Regions from separate parts of the Mus musculus genome. Here regions 1 and 3 are each linked to region 2. Evidence: chromatin loops called from intact Hi-C (ENCODE). Cell type or tissue: gastrocnemius. All regions are shown on one strand.

The links. Peaks named below come from ENCODE experiments on the same cell type or tissue, not always from the same donor. Only the 100,000 strongest peaks of a DNase experiment are listed, where the experiment ranks them.
Region 1: it touches region 2 in a loop (3-fold over the local background); 13 of 42 quality-filtered maps call a loop at or near these places.
Region 3: a loop joins it to region 2, with 3 times the contacts of the local background. A loop is called at or near these places in 13 of 42 quality-filtered maps.

What each region holds. Positions count from the first base shown.
Region 1 is chr10:61,597,501-61,605,500 of GRCm38, reverse strand. The region is part of intron 1 of Npffr1 (neuropeptide FF receptor 1); the gene reads right to left. Among named protein-coding and RNA genes, the nearest start is that of Npffr1, 6.2 kb to the right of the region's middle. In gastrocnemius, CTCF peaks have their summits at 2,527 (motif pointing right) and 3,024 (motif pointing left); DNase peaks (open chromatin) are centred at 901, 2,552 and 2,963.
Region 2 is chr10:61,462,167-61,470,166 of GRCm38, reverse strand. No RefSeq gene overlaps it. Among named protein-coding and RNA genes, the nearest start is that of Lrrc20, 9.7 kb to the left of the region's middle. In gastrocnemius, CTCF peaks have their summits at 3,058 (motif pointing left) and 3,823 (motif pointing right); DNase peaks (open chromatin) are centred at 3,085 and 3,798; H3K27ac peaks cover 1,805 bases.
Region 3 is chr10:61,645,709-61,653,708 of GRCm38, reverse strand. It overlaps Ppa1 (pyrophosphatase (inorganic) 1), which reads right to left and starts at 5,088. Exons shown (of 11, transcript NM_026438.4): 1 at 4,918-5,088; 2 at 2,091-2,149. The coding sequence starts at 4,981. In gastrocnemius, no CTCF peak of the experiment used is centred here; DNase peaks (open chromatin) are centred at 4,451 and 5,115; H3K4me3 peaks cover 2,169 bases; H3K27ac peaks cover 1,940 bases.

The sequences.
Region 1 (8,000 bases), 140 kb before region 2:
CGCCTTACTGAGTGCCTGGTTCCCAGACCAGCCACTCTTCTTCAGGGGGTTTATCAAGATGTTTAAAAGGAGGTCTGATGGTGTGGGGGAAAATACTACCTCGGCTGTAATAATCATAAAACAGCATAAAAACGCACTCTTTATCTCTATTCCATATAAAATGTGCTTATGCAAATTGGCCATGATTTCTTATTTGAACGACAGTCTTCGTCCATGGGGTGTGTGTGTGTGTGTGTGTGTGTGTGTATTTCCTCAGGTGACTTTGCTGTTGTTTCTTTCATTCCAACTTTTGATTTTTCACTTTATGATCTCAGGGAAATGGCAACATGGAATAAAACCCCGACGTTGCCAGTGGCTTTTGGGCACACACCGCGATCGCCCCGATTTTAAGGAGATATTCCTTCTACCCGCTGTGGGTCAGGATCTGGAGGTGGCATTTGCGAACGCTCTCTTTTAAAGCTCCTCTGATGAGTTCCTTGTGATTTCAGAGCCACTGACTTGTGCTATCTTTCCTCTTGCATGCTAAGCTTTTGTGAGCTTTTTGGGATCACCAAAGCCTTTGATGTATTTTGATGCTTTTTCTTTTCAGAGGCTTTTAGGGGCTTTCCCTTGATCTGGCGTGAAATGCTTCCTGTCCAGAAGGAAATTATGACTCTTGAATGTGTTGGCTCCTCTCTCAACAGAGCACACACTTTCAGGGGCACAGTGAGCACAAGCGGGTGGGGAACACGCTGTATCCAGGAGGAGCCAGCCCTTGCCCCTGCATGAAGCATTGGAGCGACTGTCAGTCAGAAGTGTGCACCCATCCCTAGCCAAATGCCAGCCAGTGGGAGTTCTCTTGCTTTGGATCTGACTGTGGCTCCTAGTAACCCAGCTTTGCCGTCCACCCCAATGACTGCCCAACCCCCCTCCTATAAGTTTCCAATTGGCACCAGCGTTAGTTGGCACCAGCGTCTGCTGCTTGTATCCTCAGCATCTTGGCTAATACAAGGGGACTCAGGTGGGTCATCCTGAGCCTCTGGGGGGGGGGTGTTTTCAGAGTCCAAGTTCAGTACCCCAACGATAGGGGCAGGCAGAGAGAGCATAGTAAGGTTTTGTGGTCTCTCTCTCCAAACCCCACTGCCTCTCAACAGGTCATCCACTCTTCCATGGGGACAGCGCTATTCCAAAAAGGCAGGGGTACTGATTAAGGAGCTGAGAATGTGGCCTGGAAGCTGGTAGCCCCTGATGGTCATTCATCCATTGTAAAAGGAATGGGGGACAGCAACCTGGTTTGAAAAGGAGGCTTGGGGCTATAACTTACAGCTGACTAAACAATGCTAGATGCATTTACCGTGTCTGTGTCTGTGTGTGTGTGTGTGTGTGTGTGCAGACGCGCACGCTTGCTTCCAGAAGTCAGAAGTTCCATAGCTTGCAGGTGTCAGTTCTCTCTGTCGGTTTGGGGAAATCAAACTCAGGTCATTAGGCCTCGGAGCAAAGACTTTTACCAACTGAGCCACCTCACAGGCTATACTGGATAGACTTATATCAACCTGACCCAAGCTAAAGTTATCTGAAGAAAATGCCTCCAGATAATTAGATCCAGTTTTAAGGTAATTTGTTAATTAGTGATTGATAGCAGAGGGCTCAGCCCATTGTAAGTGGTTCCATCCCTGGGCCGGTGGTCCTGAGTTCTATTGAAAAAAGCAGGCTGAGCAAGCCACAGGAAGCAAGCCTGTAAGCAGCACCCTCCATGGCCTCTGCATCAGCTCCTGTTTTGTCACAGCAATAGGGACCCTAACTAAGTCACCAGCTCAGGGTTGCTTTTGTGAAGTTTGAAGTAGCCACGCTAGCCTTGAACTCCCTATGTGGTCAAGAATGACCTTGAATTTCTAATCCTGCTGCCTCCACCTGCCCAGTTTATGGGGCTGAGGCTGACCCAGGGCTTTAAGTATGCTAAGCAGGCTATCTTCTGATTGGATTACACCCCCAGGCTTGCTTCTTTTTGTTTTGTTTTTGTTTAAGACAGGGTCTCCCTGTGGAACTCTGGCTGGCCTGGAACTACCTGTGTAGATCAGGCAGGCCTCAAGCTCACAGAGAGATGTGCCTGCCTCTTGAACACTGGCATGGAAGTCATACTACATTGTGGCTTGCTTCCTGATGGCATTTGCTGCCTACCAGGAAGCACAGAGGGCCACAGTGATGGATGCTTCGCTTGGAATTGTTCCTGAGGAAGTGAGCCTGGACTAAGGCTACTCAGGAGAGCAGTGGGGGTGGGGGTGGGGTACAGGAATCCCACCACTGCTACAGACAGAGCCAAAGCCCACCTTCTCCAGCTCTCTCCATTGTAATCTGGGTTCCTTACTTCTGGCCTCTCTAATTCCTGTCCATTTGGTAAGTGGGAGCAGGTGAGCCTTCCAAAATCCTTGGAGCAGAAAAACCTGAGCAGCTAACTGGAGTACCAAATGGACCTCCCCACCCCCCTTAATTTTAAGCCTGTAACCATTTTGCCTGCCTGTGTATCTGTGCACCATTTCGGCGCCTGGTGCCTAAAGAGGCCAGAAGAGGGCGCCAGGCCACCAACTGTTGTTACAGAAGATAGTAAGCCGAACCGCCAGTGCTCTTAACCACAGAATCTCCGTTTTAACCCCAAACAAGCCTTTTAACCTCCTAAATGCTTATTGGACCAGGCAGGCCGGTTACAATTAGATCAGTGCCTGGAGTGATCAGGCCTCACCCCCCTTCAACTGACCAAACCCTGCCATCCTGGTGCAGGGAAACAAGGTAGGGATGGTTTAGCCACACCTGTCCCAAGCCCCGTCCCTAGCTACGGCAGATGTAACCGGGTATTGTAAATGACCGGTCCTATCTCTGCATTCCCTGGCCAGTCCCAATGCCTTCCAGTCCCAATGGCCTTAAATCATGCATGTCCCCATAGCAAAGCCGTAGATCATCCTAGAGCATCTGCCCCCTCTAGAGAAGTTATAATAGAAAAGGCTTCCCCTTAGTTCCCTGGACCCACAACTTCCCAGAGCCCAGTCGCCATCTAGTGGCTGAAATGAATAAGGAGCCTGCCCCATCTGAAATGGGCTTTGCAGAATTCATCTAGTAGCTCTCTCTTGCCTGCTGCTTTCTGACTAATAACACCAGGTGTGCTCCCCCACCCCACCCTCCGCTTATCTATCTATCTATCTATCTATCTATCTATCTATCTATCTATCTATCTATCTATTTATTTATCTATTTATTATAAGACTGGGTTTCTCTGTATAACCCTGGCTGTCCTGGAACTCACTCTGTAGGCCAGGCTGGCCTTGAACTCTGAAATTTGCCTGCCTCTGCCTCCCAAGTGCTGGGATTAAAGGCATGCGCCACCACTGCCTGGTACCTTGGCTCTGTAGACCAAGCTAGTTCTGTAGACCAGGCTGGCCTTGAACTCACAGAGATCTGCCTGCCTCTGATCCTGAGTGCTGGAATTAAAGGTGGGTGCCACCATCATCTGGAAAGACTTTCAGTCCTTACTTCTGGGAACTGAATTTCTCTTATCTCCCATATTAAGCATACTCCCTCAGTCCATTGAAAGGGACTCCACACTTTAGAGAAGTAGGTGGGTGGCTCAGTGGTTAGGCACACTCACGGCTCTTCATGAGGGTCTGGGTTTGGTTCCCAGCAACCACATGTTCATTCACAACCATCAGCAACTCCAATTCCAGGGAAGCTTCTGGCTTCCGAGGGCACCAGACACACACACATGGTGCACATACATGCAGGTTATTTATTTCTTTGTTTATTTTAAGGTAAGCCAAATCCGGGCAGACTTAAAGGGGACAGAGATTGCCATCTTCCATCTTACTGTAGGTCAGGCTGAGCATGCTCTTTAGTTTCCTGTCTAGGCTCTGTGGTGACTGCTGCCTCCAGGCCAGCCTGCTCCATCTCTCAGTACCACACTGCTCACCCTCTTCTGCTTCCTAGTGTAACTTCATATAGAAGGTTGTTTCCTGCCTCTGTACTGGATACATCTTAGGGGCGGCAGCCATGGCTTATCCAGTTTCAAATGCTACCACCATCTGATGCACAGCTAAAGCAGAGGTGGAGAGTGAAGGTTGGTACCTACTTCTTTTTTTTCTTCTTTTAAAGAGGCATTTTTTATTTATTGTGTATACGTAAACTGTAGCTGTCTTCAGACACACCAGAAGAGGGCATCAGATCTCATTACAGGTGGTTGTGAGCCACCATGTGGTTGCTGGGATTTGAACTCAGGACCTCTGGAAGAACAGTCAGTGCTCTTAACCTCTGAGCCATCTCTCCAGCCCTGGTACCTACTTCTAAAAGCAATGAATTTTCCTCTATGCACTGCTTTAGCTGCCCGGCATGGCACAGGCTGTTTTCTGTTCTTTTCAGGGTTATTGGCACTTTCCAACAGGGGGAGAGGTGGTCCCATACTACCTAGGCTGCCCTTGGTCTTCCTGCATCCACATCCTAAGTGCTGGGATTACAGATGTGCATCACCTTGCCAGTTACTGTATCTGATAGTATCAAACTACCTCTGACCAGGAAAGGAGAATTCTTCTCACCTCACCGGAAAACCAAAGCTCAAAGCTAAGGAAACTTGGTTTGAGAATACACGGTGGTACAGTGATTCTGCCCCCTACTTGACCTCAGGATTCATGGTCCATCAAGTAATCTGGGGACATGTTGTGAGTTTGAGCTTCTGCTCTGGCTCAGCTATTTCCCAGTTCCTTGTCTTCTTTGAAACCATTATGCCACCTGTAAAACCCATTAGGGCTCCTTGATTAAACCAGGAGAGGGCCTTGACTTCCAATGCCTATGCACGTTTGACATCGTGAATACCAGAAGGATCGTTTAAAATATCACCCGAAGGCAGGTGTGAAGGTGTTCAGCTGTAATCTCACTGCGGAGGTGAAGGCAGGAGGATCAGGAATTCAAGTGGGTTTCCATTACAGAGTGAGTTTTAGGCCAGCTTGGGCTACATGAAACCTTGTTTCCAAACAAACAATAGAAAACCGGCCTGAAGAAGGAAGACAAAACCCGCAGAGGCAGACCCAGAGCTACTCTGGACGCAGCTAAGGAACCGTTCTTCTGCAACACTTCCTAACACCGTGTCAGCACCCGGAGCTTCAGTGTCCCTGACCCAAGTGGGTCTCTTCTCTCTAGCTTCTTAGCAGCAGCTTCTTGAGGAAAGATTTCGGTGGAGCAGGAAGGATGGCGAAGCAGTGAGCTGCAGTGTGAGTTCCCGGCACCCACTTTGGGTTGTGGGGTGGGGGCCGGGGCTGCAGCTGCAGGGGATCTGACACCCTTTCTAGGCCTGGGGGAAGGTCTGCCCTCATCTGTAGATACACCCCCACTCCACCCCCACATATGTAATTAATTAATTAATTAATTTTTTGAGACAAGGTTTCTCTGTATAGCCTTACCTGTCCTGGAATTCTGTTTAAAAAAAAAAAAAAAAAAAAAGACAGCAGAGCGTGGTGGTGCATGCCTTTAGTCCCACCAAGGCAGAGGGTTCTACGTGAGTTCAAGGCCAGCCTGGTCTACAAAAGAACTTCCAGGACAGCCAGGGGCTACCCCCCCAAAAAAAAAACCAAAAAAACAAAACAAAAAAAAACTGTCTTAAAAAAATAGAGTCTTTGATAAACTTGTACCCTGGTTGGCTGAGGAAGTGACTCAGGACCTTTAGTCTGAGTCTCTGTGCCATTTGCATTTCAAAAGAAGTGCCGCACTCTTGACGCAGTTTCTGTTGCTAATGAGAGCAGAGACTGAACTTGCGTCTTTCATGTGTGCATCTTAGAAGAACGGGTAGACACTCACCATGTCCTACTGACCACACACTCGGTTTCTGGTTCCCTCACTCAGCACTGAACAGCTGCTCAGCCAGGACCCTGTAGGCTCTCAGAGCCCGGACCTTTCTTTCTGAGTTGTTTGCTTTGGAGCCAACACACCCGGCAGAAATACATACATTCATATTCATATTCATATTCTCTCTGTGTGTTTGTCTGTCTGTCTGTGTCTCTGCCTCTAAGTGAGTCTCTCTTTACCCTCCAGCAAGACATGTCTATTTTGTATGTGTGGTGTGAATGTGTCTGTGGAGGCTAGATTTTAGCTTTGGGTATCTTTATCTACCAATTTTTCTTTTATTTTTGAGACAGAATTTCATTATGTAGCCTTGGCTTAAAAAACAAAAACAAAAACAAAACCTCTGCTTGCTCACATGTATATTTAAGAGGAAATTCAAGGTTTTTGTTCCCCCAAAACATATTGTGCATTTAGTAATCTCTTTAATGGATGTGGCGCTGTCTGACTAACAGGCACTGCTCTTTGTTATTTTCCTGAACTTTGGCTCCTGAGTTTTAACAGAGGCGCTACAAATTCCTATCTCCTAAAAGTACTGCATGAGCACAGAGTAAACCATTCGTCCTAGCCTTGCCAATGGATGTGATAGAAAACTGCCCACAGGTTTCTTAAAAAGGAAACTTAAGGTTGTTTCCAGGCTTATGGTTAGGGTCAGGGTCAGGGTCAGGGTTATGGTTATAGTTAGAATTATGTTAAGTTTCCGTTAGGGCAAGCGTATGTAGATCAGGCTAGACTGGAACTCATGGAGCTCTGCCTGCTACTGTTTCCTGAGTGCTGTGACCATGCACCACAGCCTGGCTTCCACCTCATTTTTTCAGACGGGTCTCTCACCGAACCTACAGTTTGCCATAGATCTATCTGATCAGCAACCCCCCACCCTCATGCCCTCGGGATCTACTTACCCCAGCCTCCCTCCCCTCCCTCCTCCAGGCACTGAGATTACAGATGCCTGCCCCCAGCCTGGTTTTTATGTGGGTGATGAGGGACTGAACTCGGGAGCTCAGGCCCGGTACCCACTGGGCCGTTTCTCCAGGCCTCGGCTTTAAATCCCGAGTCTGCTGCCTTGTGGCTGTGTGGGCTTGTAGCTACAGATGTGATAAATATGCTTTTCCTTCCCCTTCTCGGGCACCCAGAGATTGCTGTCGAGCTCTAATGACAGCCTTTGCGTCAGCCCTCAAGACCCCTCATCAATCCTGTGTGTTGCGTTTCTTGAGAGTTTACACAAAGGGACCTGTTTATCTCCCAGGAACCCAGCCCGAAACAGGAAATTTGCTGTGCTTTGCTTTTACATAGGCTCCTAATGAACACCAAATTTACCTTTTTCCTGAAAATTTGTGTTTGTTTTGCTGAGCTGGAGCTCAAACCCGGAGCCTGAGGCGTGCCAAGCAAGCGTCTGCCTGCCCAGTTCCAACACCAGCTCCAAATGTGTTCTTGTTCCCGTGGCTCTGTTTTTAACTTCTGAAAAGATGGGCACAGCTCCCAGTGCCACAAAAGACAGAGGGAAAGCCTCCTCCAGATGGGGATGTCCTGGGATACGCTCACAGGGATAACACATTTGATCGCTGTGCACCGAATCCCCTTGGCTTAGCCCAGAGACATCAGCTGGGGCTGCAGGTTCCTGTATAGTCAATGTCCCATCATCCTGCCTGCACCCAGAGTCTTTCTGCTTTGCTCTCCGAAGCCCTAGCAGGAGCAACCCAGAACTTACAAAGTGGAATAGCCTTCAACCAGTAGAGAGGGATGAGCAGCAGTTAGAGCCCCTTCTCCTTTAGCCCAGGCTGGCCTTGAACTTGTTGTGTAGCCTCTGCCCTTCAAGTGCTGGGATTATAAGTATTCACTAGCAAGCCCAGTTTATGAGTTGCTGGGTATAGAATAGAACCCAGGGTGTCCTGCACGTTAGGTAAGCACTCTACCAACTAGCCTACACCCCAGACCTCTTTTGCCTTTTTGCTATCTCTCCACGTCTCATTTCTGCTTCTCGGAGGCAACCTTGTCTTAGGGGATACCTCAGAAACCAGAGAAGCCAAAGGAGATACGTGCTATCAACTCTCCTGGTATACACAGTTCATTCATACATAGATGATAGATAGATAGATAGATAGATAGATAGATAGATATCCATTAATAAAACTACGTAATGTTGCATGAGG
Region 2 (8,000 bases):
AGTTGACGGACTTCTTTTTTTTTTTTTTCAGGAAAATATGTGTAGACTTGGGTTCCGTTCCCAAGGTATTTATTTCACTGTCTATGTGCAAATATTCCAAAGTAAAAAAAAAAAAAATAAGTACTGAAATATAATAGAATGCTTCCAAGATCAGCATGGTGGCACTCAACTTTAATCCCTGCACTTGGAAAAGCTGAGGCAGGAGAATCTTGGTGAGCTACAGACTACACAGGACTGCATAGCAAGATGCTGTCCATGCGAGAAAAAAAAAAAAAGTTAGGTTGAGAGAGAGTAGAACTCTTGGAGCCTTGGAGCTTGCTTGTTAGCCAATGTAGACACCATCTGGTTAGGTTCATCGAGAAGGCTGCTGCCCTGTTTAAAAGAAAAAAAAAAAAAAAGATGAAAGTCAAGTGGAAGGCGCTTGGGAGGCAGAGGCAGGTGGATGTTTGTGTGTTTGAGACCAGCCTGGTCTACAAAGTGAACTCCGGGACAGCCAGGGCTGCACAGTGAAACCTTGTCTCAGAAAAGAACAGTAAGAAAAAAGATGGAGAACAATTGAAACCTATCCAATGTTAGCCTCTCGCCTACACATGCACACACATCTACACAAACAAGATCATGAAGCCAGCAGGAGAAACAGTGTTGAAAAGGAAAATAAAAAGAAAAGAAAGGGGGGAGGGGAGCCAGACCTAATGAATGATACAGGCTCATAATTTGGCTACTCAGGAAGCTGAGACACGATAATCAAAAGTTCAAGACCAGCTTGAACAATTTAGCAAGACCCTGTCTCAAAATCGTGTTAGGGAGCACAGAGGTACAGCATCTGCCTAGCATAATGTGTGAAGCCCTGGGTTCATCCCAGCCCCATAATGGAGCTATGGAGAGAGTAAATGAGGGAGAAAGACGTTCTGGGGGAGAAAGATCCCGTCTCAAAAACAAAAACAAAAATCACCAAAAGTTAAGATTCACTCGTATAAAAAAAGCAAAACAAAACAAACAAAAACCTAGACCATGAAAAAGCATTCATTTCCCTCCCACAGCGGGCCGACTTCCTAATTTGGCTGTATTAGCCCCACCCATCGGTGAGCCTGAGTCACACACTCAGGATCAGAGAACCAGTTAGACTCAGATCCTTTGTGTAGGGTCATCAAATACCAGGGAATGTTGTAAACCAGTTTCCCTGCACTTCTCAGAGATAGGGTTTTAAAGTGCCCTCAACTTGTCTCTCGAGGTCCTCTCTCCTGCTGTCTGTCCACCTGATCCCTCCTGCTCCCATCCATACCCCATCCAGTCCCCTCCCCACACTCACCCCAACAGATTCTATTTCTGGCAAATTTCATGATGTCATTGTTTTTAACAGCTGAGTAATAGTTCATTGTGTAAATGTACCACATTGGCCAGGTGGTGGTAGCACACGCCTTTAATCCCAGCACTTGGGAGGCAGAGGCAGGCAGATTTCTGAGTTTGAGGCCAGCCTGGTCTACAAAGTGAGTTCCAGGACAGCCAGAGCTATACAGAGAAACCCTGTCTCGAAAAACCAAAAAAAAAAAAAAAAAAAATTATTTGGTTTATTGATATCTAATTTCTTGAGTTCTTTATGTATCTTAGATATCAGTCCTCTGTCAGATGTAGGGTTGGGGAAGATCTTTTCCCATGCTGTAGGTTGTTGTTTTGTCCCTTTGATGGTCTCCTTTGTCTTACAGAATTACACCTATAATTCCAGCACTCCTGGGGCCGAGGAAAAATTGATATTTTGAGTTCACGGCCATGGTCCAGGAGACATTGGACCTTGGGGCTGCCCTAGGAGAGAATTTTGTGTGGGGTAGACACAAGGAAGACTGGTGGTATGGATTGGTTTCCTGGGCTGCCTACAGGGCAATGTGCCAAGTTCACGTGGCTGTTTGAGGGTAAGGGGACAACCCACCAAACAGTTTGACCCAAGGCGGTTACCCTCTAGTTATTTCTGCACAGAGTCCTCTGCAAGGCTGCTGAGAAAGTGTGAGTCAGGACTGAGTGTTCTCACGGAGGTCCAACTGCGGAAGGATGGCTTCCAAGTTCATTCTGGGTGTTGGCAGAATCAAACTTCTTTACGGATATAGGACACACAGTGTCAAGCACCTTGCTACTTGGTTCTGGCCACACCTCCATCAATCTCAGAGCCCCGTACACAATGGGGATGTGTGGAGGGACGCTGCGAAGTTCTCTCCCACTAAACTTGTTTCATGATTTTTCTGAGGAAATACTAATAACAAAAGAAAACAAACAAACAAAAACAAAACAAAACAAAAAAAAAAACATTTATTCATCAGGGTTTGGCAGTTCACACCTAAAATTCCAGTGCTGGAGACGCTGATGTAGGACTGTGAGCGTCCAGGGCAATCTGTGCTACTACAGTAAGACCCTGTCTCAAAAAACAAACAAACAGACAGACAAGCAAACAAAAGATAGGCACAGCCATAGTGGTGTGCCCCTGCAATCCTAGCAGTGAGGAGGCGGAGGCAGGAGGATGAAGAGTTAAAGGTCAACGTCAGCTACAGAGTGAGTTAGAAGCTAGACTGGGCTGCATGTGATCTTGTCAGAGAGAGGCAGAGAGACAGAGAGACAGAGATAGACAGAGAGACAGAGAGACAGAGAGACAGAGACAGAGAGACAGAGCGAGAGAGAGACAGAGAGGAAGAAGAAAGGAGGAGGAGAAGAAGAAGGAGAGGAAGATCAATTATCTCTAAATGAGGAAGGTACAGACCAAAGAAATATTCTGACAGATCAAACTTGGTGATTTAAAGAAATAAGGGTGGAGGAAGCCTGAGGGAGAGAGGGAGAGACAGACACAGAGGCACAAACAGACAAAAAGATCCACTAACCCCTAAATGAGGAAGATACAGATCAAAGGAATATTCTCACAGCTCAAACTTGGTGACTGAATAAATTTATCTAGGTGGCGTGCAGGGTCATGGGCAATTCAGAGTAACTATCTGTCCGAAACTCCCAATCCCTGCTTACCAAGCTCCCTTAATTTATAGGGGCACAAAGTCCACAGCAAACCTGGTTCAGAGCGCCCTCTAGTGTTAATGCATCAGAGATGACTCCAAACACAGACCAGATGGGGTGTTCTTTGTGTGAACTTTCAGTCATTGCCCTTTTTGGGGGTGGGGATGTCCTGCAGTGAGAAGGGCAACCTGTTTTCTGCAGTCTGGCACATAGAACAGCCAAGTGATGTCCTACTCCAGGCGGGAGGTAAGGTCACCACTGCTACAGTGAGGCGACTCTATTCCATTAGCAGCTACCATCTTGCATTAGAGACCAGGGAGGCAACCACATGGTAGCTCACAACCATCTGTAACGAGATCTGATGTCCTCTTCTGGTATGTCTGAAGACAGTTACAGTGTACTTACATATAGTAAATAAATAAGTCTTTAATAAAAACAAACAAACGGGGTAACAGACCTAAACAGAGACCTGGGACTACAGCATTTTCTAGGTAAGTGCTCTGCTCCTGCACTTTTCTAGGGAAGATATAAAGGAAACATCTATGCATCTCAATAAGCAGAGAACAGACTGACCATAGGAAAGCCTTATTTTGCTGTATGCAGTAGGAAGTCTGAGGTCCCGCCCACTAAGGGTGTGTCATCGGGAGGCGGGATCTTGAGGTTCACTTTGATGTTTGTTTGCCACAAAGGAACAACCAAGCAAGGAGAGAGGCATGTGCAAAGGCCCCAGAACAGCATGGTTATCAGACCAACAGGAAGAAGTCCCGGAAGAGAAGGGTTGACGAGAAAGGCACTCTACTGGCTTTTTGCCGGCTTGTCATGGGCATGCAGTGCCCACCAAAGCCAGAAGAGGGCACTAGATCCTCTGAGACTAACAGTCGTGATTGTCATGGGGTGTTGAGAATCAAACCTGGGTCTTCAGCGTGAGCAACAGGTACTCTTCAGTGCTGAGCCATTTCTCAAGCACCTCCACTGGGTTTCTCATAGATTCCATAGAGAGAGAGAGAGCCCTAAAGACTACATAACCTAAAGCAAACTATACCCCTTTCCTTCCTACCTGCCTGCCTGCCCACTTTCCTCCCTCCTTTCCCATCCCCTGTGTGTACACTGTACATGCTCATGTGTACACTGTAGATGCTCACGTGGATATGCACTTAGATAGGAGGGTGTGTTTGTGTGGAGGAGGCCAAAGGTGCTTCAATTCTTAAAAATGTATTTACATGAATGTGTATGCATAATGCATACATGTGTGCAAGTGTGTGTGTGTGTGTGTGTGTGTGTGTGTGTGTGTGTGTGCATGGAAATGGAAAGTGATGGAAGAGAGGGTGGTAACACAACCCAACATACATGGCCAGTCACTGACACTCTAGATAGATGACCTGGTCCAGAACTGTCCAGGAGACATGGTGTTAGGGAGTTGTCACCAAGGCAGGTGGGTCCAACAGCCAGCTGGGAGCTCCACGTGGGCAAGTTTGGTTTAGCACTGAACCTGAAGGTAGGACTGCGGGGAGCAGGCACCAACTGGGTACTTAAGAATAAGTTATTTGGGCCAGGCAGCGGTGGCACATGCCTTTAATCCCAGCACTTGGGAGGCAGAGGCAGGTAGATTTCTGAGTTCGAGGTCAGCCTGGTCTACAGAGTGAGTTCCAGGACCGCCAGGGCTACACAGAGAAACCCTGTCTCAAAAAAAAAAAAAAAAACCAAAGGGGGAAAAAAAAAAGCCAGGTGGCTTGTCCACACCCTTCTCCAAGAATCAGATCCTAGTGGTCTGTCTTCTACTGTGAGCTCCACTATGCCCACCCAAACAAAATTTCTGTTAACAATCCCTGACAACCTTGACATCCACCCAAGAGATGGTTTAAGTTGCCGGGACAGCACCTCTTACCTCAACTTGGCAAGCACTGCTCTTGGCTGGAAGGCTGGGTACACAGAGTGCCCTGCCTGTGGGCTGAGGCTGGGTGTGGCCCGACACTCACTGTTTGGATGACTGTGCACTCCCTTCCAACCGTGCTTTCTCTGGTTGGAGCAGAATCACTCACATACAACACATTCCACCAGATGCACCGTGGCATGGCAGCTGTGGGCTCTAACCTTGCTTCCACTGTGCAGGTCTGGGGAGCTGTAGAAACCTCTAGTGAATGTTGGGATGGAGAAGAAAGACAGAAGAGACAGGTTGGCTTGGTAAGCCAACATATTCAAAAACTGGCTTCAAGAGAGCCCTTTATCAGCCGGGTGGTGGTGGCGCACGCCTTTAATCCCAGCACTCAGGAGGCAGAGGCAGGTGGATTTCTGAGTTCGAGGCCAGCCTGGTCTACAGAGTGAGTTCCAGGACAGCCAAGGCTACACAGAGAAACCCTGTCTCGAAAAACCAAAAGAGAGAGAGAGAGAGAGAGCCCTAAAGGCTACATAACCTAAAGCAAGCTATACCCCTTTCCTTCCTACCTGCCTGCCTGCCCGCTTTCCTCCCTCCTTCCCCGTCCCGTGTGTGTACACTGTAGATGCTCACGTGTACACTGTAGATGCTCACGTGGATATGCTACTTAGGTAGGAGGGTGTGTTTGTGTGGAGGAGGCCAAAGGTGCTTCAATTCTTAAAAATGTATTTACATGAATGTGTATGCATAATGCATACATGTGTGCAAGTGTGTGTGTGTGTGTGTGTGTGTGTGTGTGTGTGTGTGTGTGCGAGTGCATTTGTCTACCTGCAGAGTCCAAAAGAGGGCTAATCCCCTGGACCAGAGTTATACGTGGTTCTGAACTGCTTGACATGAGTACTGAGAATTGAACTCAGATCCTCTGAGTTCACTTAGCCTCTGAGCCTTCTCTCCAGCCCCTCCACCATAGTTTTCGAGGCTGAGGCTCTCGCTGGACCAGGATCTCACCACCAGGCTTGACCAGTGGGCTCCATGGGTCCCTTCGTCTCTGCTCTTCCCCCAGTGCCGGCATTACAGCCAGGTAACTCTTCCATGGGTATATAGAATCTGAACTCAGGTCCTCATCATTGCATGGCAAGCATTTTACCAACTGAGTAAAAAACCAACTGAGCCACCTCCGCAGTCCCTCACCCCATTTTCTGAAGTCCGTGATGAGAGATAGTGAACCCCATCTGCCAAGAGCTTTAAAGAGCTGAATAGAGGCAGGAAAGCGGGTTCCCTCTTTCATATAGACCTGTCTACTCTCCAGCTTTGGTAACGTCTAGAAACTTCCAAATCTGTTCAATCCCTAGGGACCATCCCTGTCTGTCAAAACTTGCCTGGCCCTGATACCAATCTTCAGAAGTGTACTCTATGAGGAAGGGGTTTTCCTCCAGGCTCCAAGCTTGTAGTTCATGGTCATTTATATACAAGGTAATAATGGGGCAACATTTGAACAAAGGCATACCTGCTGTCAGTACCTGGGCACCACGAGCCATTCTTTTTTTTTTTTTTTCTTTTGGTGGTTTTTCAAGACAAGGTTTTTCTGTGTAGCTCTGGCTGTCCCGGAACTCACTTTGTAGACCAGGCTGGCCTACCTCTGCCTCCCAAGTGCTGGGATTGAAGGTGTGTGCCACCACGCCCGGCCCACAAGAAGCCATTCTTAATAGCTATGGGGATATTTTTTTTTAGGGCTGGAAAGATGGTGCAGGTAGGAAAGCATTTTTGGGGGGGGGGGGTGTTTTGAGACAGGGTTTCTCTGTGTAGCTATGGCTGTCCTGGAGCTCACTTTGTAGACCAGGCTGGCCTCAAACTCAGAAAACTGCCTGCCTCTGTCTCCCGAGGGCTGGGATTAAAGGTGTGTGCCACCACGGCCCAGCGTTAGGAAAGCATTTGACATGCATGCATGACTACCTCCATTTAACCTCCCAGAAACCTCATGAGAAGCCTGGTGTTGTGGTTCAGGCTTGGAATCTCAGCAACGCAGAGACAGAGACTGGAGAGTGTGGGTCTCCTTGACCAGCCTGCCTTGCTGGTCAGGAAGCTCCGGGTGGAGATGCAGCAAGAGGCCTGACCGTGGTGAAAGGGGCTGAGGAGATAACTCTGTCTGGAAAAGCTTTAGCAGAGCCAGTGAGCAAGCAAGCAAGTGTGGTGACCTGAGTTCAAACCCCGGAACTCACGGGAAGGTAGAAAGGGAGAAATGAGTCTCTATGCACTCTGACTTCTCCATATGCTCTGTGGGATTTGAGTGTCTGTGTGTGTGTGTGTGTGTGTGTGTGTGTGTGTGTGTGTGTGTGTGTGTGCTTTCGTGTGTGTACGTGTGCACTACTGGTAGCAAGAAATAAAATTAAATTAAATTTTACAACAGAAACAGCAAAGGTGAAGAACAATTGAGAATGCGGCCCAAACATTGTCCGCTAGCTTAAACACACACACACATACACACGCACTCCTGCATGTCCACACACACAGACATACACACACACACACAGAGACATGCACTCATACAAGCACAAAAAATTTCTAGAGTTATAGAGGTACCCAGGCCTCATTGGCAAGCTAGTTTTTCTGGAACTGCTTCCTTCTTTGCAAAATAGAAGTGAAAATTCCTACCACGGAAGGTGGGCAGGGTGTCTTAGTTAGGGTTCCTGCTGCTGTGCTAAAGCACCATGACAAAAAAACACTGCTCACGGCTAACTCCTCCTAGCTTGCCCAGTCTGCCTTCCTTGTAGTTAGGGTTTTAGTGCCGTGACCAAGGCAAGTCTTGGTTTTTGTTTTGTTTGTTTTGTTTTAAAGATGGTGGCGCAAGCCTTTAATCACAGCACTCAGGAGGCAGAGGCAGGAGGATTTCTGAGTTCAAGGCCAGCCTGGTCTACAAAGTGAGTTCCAGGACAGCCAGGGCTACACAGAGAAACCCTGTCTCAAAAAAAAAAAAAAAAGAAAAGAAAAGAATGTAGGCGGGCAACAGGCAGGAAGAAGTGTCCCTCTGGGAGGGACAGAGGATGGGTACAGGGGGGAGGGAGCACAGACGGAGGGTAGGGGGGAGCACGGGGAGGGCAGGGATCCATCTGGTGGAAGCCAGAGCTCCTAGTGAGCTCCA
Region 3 (8,000 bases), 180 kb before region 2:
TAACTCAAGCCAACCCAACAAGACAGTTCAATGGGGAAGGACTCAGCAAGTCATAGCAACAGTCAGGACATCAGAAGTAACAAATTGGAGAGCCTGGGTAAATACAACTGCGAGGCTCCCACAGGAAGGCAGGTCCTTCCTGCAGCTGCAGTACATAACTGGCTTTGTTCGCTTCACTGTCTCCAAAAGCGGGACCTGAGTCAGATGGGATCCCCTGAAGCTACCTACAGACTGGATTTTTTTTGGGGGGGGGGATTGTTTGTTTTGGGGTTTTGTTTGTTTGTTTGTTTGTTTTGGTTTTTGGTTTTTTGAGACAGGGTTTCTCTGTATAGCCCTGGACCAGGCTGGCCTCGAACTCAGAAATCCGCCTGCCTCTGCCTCTCGAGTGCTGGGATTAAAGGCGTGCACCACCATGCCCGGCTCAGACTGGATTTCTTGCTAGAGTTCAGCTGTCAGGAGAACTATAGCACACTGTCTAATATTAATACAATTCAATGTATTTATCTATTTCTCTCATTTTTAACTAAAAAAAAGTTATTGTGTGTATATGACTGATATGATACAGAGCTGGGTTTCCATGTTCCCAAGTGGTTGGTCAGCCAAGGGTTACCACAGCTGCCTCGGGACACTCCAGAAGGGGGGATGGAGATGACCCTTGGCTGTCCTACAAAACATCATTTCTCAGGGTTCTCTGAGACGGCGGAGTCTTATGGACCTGTTGGGTATGTGATGGAATTGTGTTTGTTTGCTTGTTTATCAAGATAGAATTTCTCTGTGGAGTCCTGGCTATCCTGGAACTCACTCATATGATGTATGTGTGTGCACACATACACATGCATAGACACGAGTAGCAGTCTTCTTCCAGGGCAAGTTTTTTTTTTTTTTTTTGGTTTTGTTTGGTTTTTTGACCCATTGCACCAGCCCTATGAGTCTATTTCTAGCCAAGGCAATAGTAATGCTATGAGCATGAAGTGAAGACTTCAACCTGACAATATTATTCCAAGTGTGCTACGGAATCCACATGGACTAGTTAGTAACTCTGAGCTATAGGTCAATGAGGGCCCCGGAGAAGACCCAGCAGGCAAGGGTACTTGTATCCAAGTCTGCCAACCTGGATTTGATTCCCGGTACCTACACAGTAGAAGAACTGGCTCCAGCATGCTGTCTTCTGATCTACCCACCCACCACTGCCTCCAATAAACAAACAAATAAAATGAAGTTTGACAGTATATGAAACTTTTCTAACTCAAAAGCTCTGCCTTTAATGTAACTCAAAGTTCCTAAAAGAAGGGCTGGAGAGATAGCTCAGTGGTTTAGCGCACTGACTGCTCTTCCAGAAGTCTTGAGTTCAATTCCTACTAACCACATATTTTTATATAAAGCTTTTTTCTAAGAAAGTACAGATTCTTACTAATCTGTGGTAAACCCACATCAATCTGCTAAGTTAGATTTCTACATTTCCCTGGTGCGTACAAGATTAGTCAGTTCTTTGCAGAGCTGTGTATTTAACTTTCTTAACGCTGTTTGCAAACTCACCAACCTACTAAAAATACTGAGTTTTCTTGTACTTACAGAGTTTACTTTAAATGTTTAATAAACATTCCCACATTCAAAACACACAGACTACATGGTTTATTTTAAGCTATTAATGAAATCAGAAGGCTTCAGTTCCAAACACTCATACCAATGTGACACACACACACACAAAGAGGCGGCTTAAAATCTTCTGTCTCTCTTCCTCCCCTAATTTATAGCTGCTTCTTTAATCCAATGATCTGATTGACTACTGGCTTCTTAGCTACTCAATGAACCATGAGATGAAAGCACAGGAGGGATTTCAAGTTGATGGAGATTAAGAAAATTCACTATGTCCAACTAGGGATCCAATTAAATAGACTGTGTTTGCTGGACACGGTGTCGTGACTTTAACTCCAGAGGCAGAGGCAGGCAGATCTCTGAGTTCAAGACCAGACAGAGTGTGTTCCAGGACAGCCAAGAATATGTAAAGAGACCATGCCTCAAAATTAATTAATTAATTAATTAATTAATTAGGGAGGGGGAGATCATTTTGGAATGTCAGAGATTCTTACCTTGTCTGCATAAATTGGAACATCATGAAATGGAGAAATGTACTGCCCTTTCTCATTTTCTGTAAAATAAGTAAGAAACGCTGTTGTGACTGGTTACATTTCCAAATGCACAAAATAAACACTTCTTAACAGCAAGATATTACTCCTATACCATAAAACAAGAACAAATCAAAAAACAAGGTGTTGGTGATATAGGTCAGTGGTAAACAATTTCTCCTGGCATGTGCAAAGCCCTAAGTTCACTCCTCCTCACACTGGAGGGGGAAAAGAACAAAACACAGGAAACCACTTTCCACCTGAGCCCGGGAACTGCATGCCTGCAAACCCAGCAACTGAGAAGATCGGGAGTTCAAGGTCATACCTGTGCACACAGTCAGGCTGGAGCCAACCTAGGAGGTGCTACAGCAGACCCTGTCTCAAAAATACTCAAAAACCAAAGGCAGCAGCCAGGAGGCCAAGACAAAAGTGCTCTGTGACTTTGAAGCCAGCTTGGTCTACATAGGAGGCAGTTCTACCCCAGCCAGGGAGACAGAGAGCCGTAAACAGCTAGAAAACAGCAGGAGTGTAGTTTGCACTCCCGACCCTCCCCAGGACCAGGTTTTCATCCTGTGTGCACCTTCTGCTTTACACTGGATGTTACTTCCTATTGTGGGGAATTCAGGACTTAGCTGAATTCCTCCCACCTCTAGCTCTGTAGGGCTTGCTATATAAAAGACGATCAAATTGCTTTTGACTGATCCTGTTTCAGTTAACTGCTTACAAAACTTGAGCGAACTACCTGCAGGGAAGGAAAGAGGCCAACCAACTTACTAGCTTAAGAATCCATGCTATTTTATGGGACCATTCAGACCTACTTCAATTCTATGACTTTCCTAAAGAATGATCTAGTCACGATGATATATCTTCTATGTTCTGTCATACCTGAAAAGTAATTTTAGCCCAATTTGGTGGCACATGCCTGTTATCTAAGCTTTGGAGAGGTGGAGGCAGGAGAATCAAGAATTCAAGGTCGGGCTGGTGAGATGGCTCAGTGGGTAAGAGTACCCGACTGCTCTTCCAAAGGTCCAGTGTTCAAGTCCCAGCAACCACATGGTGGCTCACAACCATCCGTAACAAGATCTGACGCCCTCTTCTGGTGTGTCTGAAGACAGCTACAGTGTACTTACATATAATAATAAATAAATAAATCTTTAAAAAAAAAAGTATTCAAGGTCATTCTTTGGCTATATAGTGAGTCTGAGGCCACCTTGGGCTACATATATAAGACCCTGCCTCAAAAAATAAGTAATATAAGCCAGGCATAGCCCACTGCAGGCCTTTAATAAAGGGTTTCTCTGTGTAGCCCTGGCTCTTCTAGAACTCACTCTGTAGACCAAGCTGGACTCAAACTCACAGGTCTGCTCGTATCTGCCTCGGGAATGCTGGGATTTTAAGTTTATTTTGTCTAGGGCTGTATGCATAGTTGTCCTCTGCTCAAACTGGACTTTTTTTATCTGTCTTAAAGAGATTGGAAAATGTAACATTATTTTAAATAATTATTTCTATTAAGAATGGATGCTGTCAGGTGTGATGCCTGAACCTATCTATATCCTAGTACTTGGGAGGTTGAAGCAGGAGATCTCAAGTTTAAAACCAAGCTGAGCTAAACGGGAAAACACTATGGCCTCACCCACCACCACCCTCAAAAAAAAAAAAAAAAAAAAAAAGTGGAAAAAATACTCAGAAATTTATCCTTTTTAAAAAGTGCAAAGAGCGAGAACTAGTTAAATTACATAGTGGTACTAAATTTAGTGTTTCTTAAGTTCCAGAGAGCCCATTTGATAGACTTCAGCCTAATCCAAAGTCAAGGAGTGGCTTTGCTCTCTACCCACAACCATCAAATACTTACCACCAATACATTAAATACATTAAAAGCAGTGTGTTTATTCTGCACATATAGCTTGAAGACAATTCCCAGTGACCCAAAGGGTCACTTTAAAGGACACTGAAAAACCTGAAGCCAACACTATTTCCATGGCGAAGTTTCTGCTAGGCACTCTCTGTTCATTCTTTCAGGAATGTCTGTTTGCCCTGTCCTGAGATTGCTGCCCATCCCTTCTAAATAAACACAAAGAGGTTACAAACTGGAAGGGCCTTTGCTAACAGCATCGCAAACCTCTGTTAGCACCATGAATGTATGTATATACCTACAAGCTAAGGGCTTCCAGGAGAAACCCAGGTAGCTTGCAAGCACCTATCAGGAAAAGGTGACACACGTGGAAGGCCGATCGACTCCGCCTTTCTGAGTGCAGGGCAGGGGTTGGATGCGGGGGTAACTAGTGGGTTCCGGCACCAGGGTTAAGAACCTGGCTGTTCTCCCACCAGGTCCTTAGCTAGACGTCACCTGTCTGTCTAGGGAGGCAAAGCTTTCGGTTTCCTAGAAGCACTCCCGGCCATCAGGGCTTCAGAGAAGCCTCACCACAATAAGGCTAGTGCCGGGAAGACCTGGGCCTCAGTTTCCCATCTCTTACAACACCGGGGAGGACTCGATCCTGTTCGGCACCGAATTAAGGTCTTGAGGAAATCTCTGTCCTCCAGCCGGCGATCCTGAGGACAATCCTCTTAGGCGGTCGGTATCACCTCCGGGCACCTTCTAAGGGTGACTCAGTGGTTTCCTTTCCCCATGTGGCCCAAGTTCGAATGTGTGGAGGGAGCGCTCGCGGTGGGCACTGGGATGGCGGCCCTCGCTGGTCCCGCCGCCCGCCAGAGGGAAGGGGACGCGTCCGCCCGCCCGCCCGCTCGTTCTGGAATGAATGGGCGACCCGGCCCTCGGCCTCACGCCACTCACTGAGGAAGACGCGGTACTCGAGGGTGAAGGGCGCGGCGCGCTCCTCGCTGCTGAAGCCGCTCATGGTGTCGGAGATGCACCGCCGCCGCCGCTGCACAGCCACACAACCACACAGCCCAGACCCGGAGCCGCTGTACGGAGGAGAAAGCCCGCGCCTGCGTACCACGAGCTGGCCCGCCGGTCGCCGGCGCCGTGCCTTTAATGCGTGGGGCTCGCCTTGTACCCTGCCCCGCCCCGCCCACCCGCGCAGGCGCACTCTGCGCGACGCGCCTCCTCACGCCCCGCCCCCGGTTCGCAACCTGGGCCACGTGGCAGGCGCCGGCTGCCCTCTGGAAGCGGACTGCGGGTTGGCGGCTCCGCTGGGACAGAACGCTGGTTACTCTCCTGAGGCTTGCGGGTCGCTCACCTTTGATTTCTCTCTCTCAGGTCCTGCAGAGCAGTTCCTTATCTCGGAAGGCCTTGATAAGCCACCTGTTCCCCAGGCAGTCTTGTCTTTTCTTGTTTGGGTTTCTCATAGATCTTCATCTGCCTCCCAGAAGCTGGGAGTGTGCTACCAGCCCCCCACCCCCGGCCCAGGGCCATCTTCATTAAAGTTGAGAGTTTGGCTGACTGGGCTCTGAAAACTATAGGCTGTGACTAATGTTTTCCCAAGTGGTAGGCAATGGACAAATTTGCTTTTACTAATCTCCCTGATTCAGTTTCTCATCTGAATTGTTGGGTGGGTTCTGCTTGGACCAGACTCAAGCTGATTACTCCTGAACTCCCCAGATACCGCAGATTTCTCTCCCCACTCCAGATCCACTGGGACTTGAAATTGAAGCTCTGGGAAGACCCAGGAGTGTGCACAGAACCCCTTGAGGACGTTTCTCAGGAGTAGCTTCTCGGAGCTTGTTTTCCTAGTTCTATTGCACCACCCATTGAAGTCCAGGCTGTATCCCTCAGAGTGTGCTGTGGACGTTGGGAACTTTCACAGTCCTATAAGGTTGTGTGTGTGTGTCTGTCTGTCTTTGTGTATCACAACTCTAATTATAAGCCACATATAGCGTCTCACACCTGTAGCCCCAGACCTCAGGACGCTGACTTTCTGAGACCAACCTGAGCTACGTAGTGAGTTCTGAGCCACCCCATGCTACAGTATGAGACTATCTTAAAAATAAGACAAATCTAACCCAGGAAATTATCCACATTTTTTTAAAAAGCAAATTTTAAATTATGATAGACAGAATATCTTTCTAAAATATTTCTTAACTATTTATCTCAAAGACAGTTTCCTTTCAACTATTTTCAAAACAATCTCTAATATATAAATGGAATGCATAAACCACGTATTAAGTGGAAGCCTAAGAAAGTTAATTTCTAAATTGGCACGGTGGTGTATACCTGTAGCTGCAGCACTTGAGAAGCAAAAGTAGGAAGATCATGAATTCAAGGTCATCCTTGGCCAGTCTGGACTACATGAGACTCCCGCCTCAAAAATAAATAAATAAATAAATAAATAAATAAATAAATAAATAAATAAATAAATGGTAACGATAAATCTAACATTAGTCCGTGTTCCTCCTTGTCCCTCCTTCCAGCTGCTCACTCTGCTGACACCCATTAATTTTTCAGAAGGCAACTCACTAACTTTTGAACACAACACCACAGTGTTTCAGAACATGAAGGCAATAAAAAAAAAAAAAGACAGAAAGAAAGATAGAGTAATAGCCTGGTTGGCAGTACAGTGTAGACATGAAAGCAGCAGGAATCTCTGTACAGTGAATAATAATAAGTAGATCTGGGAATATGTGAGAGGTTGCAGCTCTGACTGAGTCCCTTTGTCATCTTTTTGGTCTTTGAATAGACAGAAACAGTTTTCTTGGGAAAACCCTGATTCTCATCTTTGACTGAGTGGACAGAAGCGCCACACTGGTAATAAAAAGTAGCCACACGCACTTTCCCTCAGAGCCGGGAGAGGTGATAACGTCTCTCTGACCTCTGGACTCACACTCTATCTCTGATCCATTGAACATATTCAGAGAGCCAATCAGTCCCCTCTATAATAAAACGCCCAGCCCAGCCCCGTGCGGTTCAGATTTTTCCCTGGCTGGCAAGGGTAGTGAGCCCCACAGGCTTTGCTCTGCTCAGACACTTCCAGCACTTGGGAAACTGAAACAGGAGGATGACAAGTTCCAGGCCAGCCTTGGCTCTCTAGTAAGACCCTGTGCTGGAGGGGCCTGAGACATGTCACAAGGCAGCTTACAACCCTTCCGGGGAATCAATCTAGTGCTTGGTTATGGTTTCTGGGGTCACCAGTGTTAAGTCTCAAACAAATAGGCTGAGGTGCCTATTTAACATATCAAAGCTGACAATGGCCAGGTTCTCCCTGTATCCCTTAGGCCCTACCTTTAACAAAGTCCTCCTGGCTGGTATACACTCCACCCCCGATCTGGCTTCCTACCCAAAACTTCTCCAACCCAGACTTTCCCCAGCTGCCCCTCCTTCTATAATAACATTTTGTTACCCTTCTTCTTTGGGCCTCCAGGCTGCTATGTCTGGTTTCCCTCTGTCCCCCTCTCCTTCCCCCGCACCTCTCACACTTGGCTCGGGGTTATGACCACTCTGGACTCTCTCAGATGTCCCTGCCTCTGGCTAAACACTCCCTTTGTCTACAATAAACCTTATTCTCCAACACACCTAGGAGCAGGTATGTCCTTTCCTTTGTATTTGTCTTCTTAGTCAACCAGAATTCATGCGACCTACATACATATATGCAGACAAATCATTCATACACATCACTTTTTTTTTGGTTTTGGGGGAGGTTGTTGTTTATTTGTTTGTTTGTTTTTCTTGTTTGTTTTCCAAACAGAGTTTCTCTGTGAATCTCTGGCTATCCTAAAACTTGGTCTGAAGTGCTGGGGGAATGTTTTCATCCATTGTGTATTCATTCAATTGCTCATTTCTGTGTCCAGAAATCTGGTTGTAGTCCAGACTTTGATACTGTCATTTTTATGAAGCATCCCAAGTCACTATTTTGTAAAATGTTGTTCTCCATCACCTGATTAGTCAAATAAAGAGCTGAACAGCCTATAGCTAGGCAGGAG